Linked DNA regions of Homo sapiens: region 2 is linked to region 1. A link is an interaction called in ENCODE POLR2A ChIA-PET data of the cell type or tissue named here. Cell type or tissue: MCF 10A. All regions are shown on one strand.

Region 1 (2,500 bases):
CAATTAAGCAGACTGACAACACCAAATGTTGGCAAAAATATGGAGTAACTAGAACCGTCGTATGTTGTTGATGGGAGTGTAAAATAACAAAACCGCTTTGGGCCAAGCACGGTGGCTGACGCCTGTAATCCCAGCACTCTGGGAGGCCAAGGCGGGCGGATCATGAGGTCAGGAGATAAGACCATCCTGGCAACCAAAAATTAGCCAGGCTTGGCAGTGTGCGCCTGTAGTCCCACCTACTCGGGAGGCTGAGGCAGGAGAATTGCTTGAACCCGGGAGGCGGAGCTTGCAGTGAGCCAAGATGGTGCCACTGCACTCCAGCCTGGCGACAGAGCGAGACTCCGTCTCAAAAACAAAACAAAAAAAAACTGCTTTGGAATACTGTCTAATGGTTTCCTTTTTTTTTTTTTTTTTTTTTTTTTTTTTTGAGACCGGGTCTCTTTCTGTTGCCCAGGCTGGAGTGAGATGGTACAATCACTGCTCACTGCAGCCTCAACCTCCTGGCCTCAAGCCATCCTCCTGCCTAAGCTTCCCAAGCAGCTGGGACTACAGGCATGCACCACCAGGCCCAGCTAAATTTTTCTTTTTCTTTTCTTTTCCTTTTTTTTTTTTTTTTTTTGAGACCGAGTCTCGCTCTGTTGCCCAGGCTGCAGTGCAGGGGCATGATCTTGGCTCACAGCAACCTCCACCTCCTGGGTTCAAGCTATTCTCCTGCCTCAGCCTCCCAAGTAGCTGGAACTAGAGGCATGCACCACCACACCCAGCTAATTTTTGTATTTTTAGTAGAGATGGGGTTTCACCACGTTGGCCAGGCTGGTCTCGAACTCCTGACCTCAGGTGATCAGTCTGTCTCGGCCTCCCAAAGTGCTGGGATTACAGGCATGAGCCACCGCGCCCGGCCTTTCTTTTTGTGTTTTGTAGAGATGGCATCCCACTATGTTGCCCAGGCTGGTCTTGAACTCCTGGGCTCAAGTAATCCTCCTGCCTCAACCTCCCAAAGGAGGCATGTGAACCACTGTGCCCAACCTGGTTTCTTTACTAAACTAGAAAGTAAAATCTTATGACCCAGCAATTCGGTTTTTTTTTTCCAGCAATTCCATTTCAAATGTCCATGAAAAGCCTTGTGCAAAATTATCTGTAATAGTCAAAAAATGGAAGTGGCCCCTGGTGTCTGTCTATAAGAAAATGGATAAACTGTGGTAAAGTCACATATTCGGGTGGTGGGAAAGGCAAAAGGTACGTCACAATGACACAGACAAATCTCAAAGACATAATGCTTGGCGGGGCACAGTGGCTCACACCTGTAATCCCAGCACTTTGGGAGGCCAAGATGGGCAGATTGCCTGAGGTCAGGAGTTAGAGACCACCTTGGCCAACGTGGTGAAACCCCATCTCTACTAAAAAATACAAAATTAGCTGGGCATGGTGGCACACACCTGTAGTCCCAGCTACTAGGCAGGCTGAGGCACAAGAGTTGCTTGAACCCGGGAGGCAGAGGTTGCAGTGAGCCAAGAACACGCCACTATACTCCAGCCTGGGTGACAGAATAAATGAGTACCTAATGTATATTTCCAACTATACGAAGTTTGGGAACAGGTACAATGAATCAATGTTGGAAAAAAAAACAACAGAACAATGGCAGGCTTTGGGGCGTGGGAACTGACTGGGACACACTGTGAAGGCAATTTCAGGGATGACAATGATGTTCAATATTTTCTAAAAAAATCACAGCTTTTGGCCAGGCACGGTGGCTCATGCCTTAATCGCAGCACATTGGGAGGCCGAGGCAGAAGGATCGCTTAAGCCCAGGAGTTCAAGACCAGCTTGGGCAAAATGGCGAAACCCCATGTCTCTACAAAAATACAAATCTCGGCTGGGCGAGGTGGTTCACACTTGTAATCCCAACATTGTGGGAGGCCAAGGCAGGTGGATCATCTGAGGTCAGGTGTTCAAGACCACCCTGGCCAACATGGAGAAACCCCTTCTCTGCTAAAAATACAAAAATAAGCATGACATGGTGGCACTTGAATCTGGGAGGCAGAAGTTGCAGTGGGCTGAGATCACGCCACTGCACTCCAGCCTGGGCAACAGAGTGAGACGTCATCTCAAAAAATAAAATAAAATAAGGCCGGGCACAGTGGCTCACACCTGTAATCCCAGCACTTTGGGAGGCCGAGGCCGGCAGATAACCTGAGGTCAGGAGTTCAAGGCCAGCCTGGCCAACATGGTGAAACTTAGTCTCTACTAAAAATACAAAAATTAGCTGGGCATGGTGGTGGGTGCCTGCAATCCCAGCTACTCGGGAGACTGAGGCAGGAGAATCACTTGAACCCGGGAGACAGAGGTTTCAGTGAGCCAAGTCCACTGCACTCCAGCCTGGGCTACAGAGGGAGACTCCGTCTCAAAAATAAAATAAAACAAAATAATAAAAACAAATAAAAATTAAAAATATATAATATCCATTCTATTGTAAGTAAATTACAATTAGAAAAAAAAAAAG
Region 2 (2,500 bases), 200 kb before region 1:
TTACTTTTTTATTTTTACAATGTTTTTTAGATATAGTTACATATAGTAAAATTCACCCACTCTCAATGTATAACCAATGCCTTTTAGTAAATTTGTAGAGTCATGTAACCAACATGATCCAATTTTTAGAACATCTCCACCATCCTAAAAATTTTACTCTCAACTTGTGACAGTTCTCCTCCCTTGCCCCAGCAACCGTTGATCTTTCTGTCTCTATAGATTTGCCTTTTCTGGACATTTCATATTTCTTTTTTTTTTTTTTTGAGACGGAGTCTCACTCTGTCGCCCAGGCTGGAGTACAGTGGCACCATGTCGGCTCACTGCAACCTCCCCCTCCTGGGTTCAAGCGATTCTCCTGCTTCAGCCTCCCGAGTAGCTGAGACTACAGGCACCTGCCACCACGCCCGACTAATTTTTGTATTTTTAGTAGAGATGGGGTTTCACCATGTTGTCCAGGCTGGTCTCGAACTCCTGACCTCAGGTGATCCACCCAATTCAGCCTCCCAAAAGTGCTGGGATTATAGGTGTGGGCCACTGTGCCTGGCCTCTTTTTTTCTTTTTTTTTTTTTTGGAGTGCAGCGTCACAAACATGGCTCACTGAAGCCTCAACTTCCTGGGCTCAAGTGATCCTCCTACCTCAGACTGCTGAGTAGCTGGGGCTACAGGCACACGATGCCCTGCCTGGCTAATTTTTTAGTTTTTGTAGAGATGGGGTCTCACTGTGTTGCCCAGGCTGGTCTCAAACTTCTGGGCTCAAGGGATCTTCCCATCTCAGCCTCCTAAAGTGCTGGGATTACAGGCATGAGCTACTGTGCCCAGACTCACCTTAATTTTTAAAAATGTTCATGGTGGAGGAAGGGGCAGGAACATCCACCAGCACCAGCCAGGGTTCTCTGAAAAAGGCGCTGAATATTTTGCTCAGCTCTGTGCTTCTGTGCTCGAGCCAACCACACGTATACTTGAACACGAAGGAATGTGCTTGAGCATTAAGGAATGTAAGCCACAGGCTCATGCCTGGCTGCCTTCCAAGGAGTCATAATAGTCACGGATATCTGCTTCCAGAGGCAGATGCGGCTTGAGCCCTCCCCGAGAAGTGGGGTGTGGGAAGAGGACCCTGTTTCTGATGCAAGTTCTGGAACTGAGGTGGATTCTCTATCAAGGCACAGAGAGGAAAGAAACCTTAGTCTAATTCCCAGGTTGGCCGTCACTCCCTCTGTGCCTTACATATGCCTGAGCCTTTATATGCCTTCCTGGAAAATGGGATTCCTTGCATTTTACTGAATTTTAGAACATTTTATTAGAATTAATATACTGGTTGCTGAGGGGTTGTTGGAACCCCAGGAATCCATCACAGTGAGATTTATTCCTTCCGGTTCTAGCACATTTTGATTTAATGAGTATTGCCTGGTGCTTGAGATCAGGTCTGGTGCTGGAGTCGTAGGGGCCACTTGTGTCTCTGGATGGAGGAGGCGCCAGGACCAGGAGCTGCGGTAGGAGGAGCACGGCCCAGGCCCTTGGGGACACCCCTGCAGCAGGGGAGGCAGTGCAGACGCAGGGAGGCCGAGCTGCAGTCTCCGCTCGGGGTGCAGCGCCTACAGGAATCTTTGGAGGCTCGGCACAGGTCGAGGTCACCCCAGCCAGAGTCCCCAAAGCCCTAAGTCCGTGTAAAGAAACCCAGGAGGGCTTCCAAGCCAGCACGGACGGCCGAAGATCCTCCAGGGCTTGCGGCCACTGCGGTTCCATCTGCCTGTGCGGCTCCCACCTCTAACTGTGGCCACCGTCTTCCCAGTGCCCCATAGTTTGCTCATGGGGAGATTCCTGGTGATCATAGGTCCTCTGCAGCTATCTGAAGGGTGAGTTGATGAATGAACAGACAGGTGAATGGAGGATGACCACGACAGTTTCTGGAGGGCCACAGGTTGGGCTGGGCTGGGCGCCTTGAGAACACGTGGGTTCTTGTTTCTCCCGGAGGTCTGGCATTCCCTGGTAGCATCCAGAAGGCCGAATGCACCTGAGTGTGCTCTGCCTTCCCTCTTAGTCTAAGCCTTATTATTTGTTTAATTATTAATTATTATTATTATTATATGTTTTTTAAAGACAGGCTCTCACTCTGTCACCCAGGCTGGAGTGTAGTGGCGCCCTCATGGCTCACTTCAGCCTCCAACTCCCAGGCTCAAGTGATCCTCTCACCTCAGCCTCGAACTCCCAGGCTCAAGTGATCCTCTCACCTCAGCCTCCTGAGCAGCTGGGACTACAGGTGAGCAACACCATGCCTGGCTAATTTTTTTTTTTTTTTTTTTAATATACAGATGGAATCTCACTGTTGCTCAAGCTGGTCCTGAACTCCTGGGCTTAAGCGATTCTCCGGCATTAGCTTCCCAAAATGTTGGAATTACATGTGTGAGCCTCCACGCTGGGCCCCATAGCCTAAGTTTTTTTAAATGTAATTTTTTTTGTTGTTGTTTATTGAGACAGTCTCGCTCTGCTGCCCAGGCTGGAG

What was found. Peaks named below come from ENCODE experiments on the same cell type or tissue, not always from the same donor. Only the 100,000 strongest peaks of a DNase experiment are listed, where the experiment ranks them.
Region 2: POLR2A ChIA-PET joins it to region 1 with 6 read pairs; 5 of 35 experiments call an interaction of 5 or more read pairs at or near these places.

Annotation. Positions count from the first base shown.
Region 1 is chr16:4,149,597-4,152,096 of GRCh38, forward strand. No RefSeq gene overlaps it. Among named protein-coding and RNA genes, the nearest start is that of ADCY9, 34 kb to the left of the region's middle. In MCF 10A, no CTCF peak of the experiment used is centred here; no DNase peak of the experiment used is centred here.
Region 2 is chr16:3,945,328-3,947,827 of GRCh38, forward strand. It overlaps TRIDDENT (TRIM28 interacting DNA damage repair enhancing non-coding transcript), which reads right to left. Exons shown (of 2, transcript NR_120311.1): 2 at 2,282-2,500. Among named protein-coding and RNA genes, the nearest start is that of TRIDDENT, 3.9 kb to the right of the region's middle. In MCF 10A, no CTCF peak of the experiment used is centred here; a DNase peak (open chromatin) is centred at 1,004.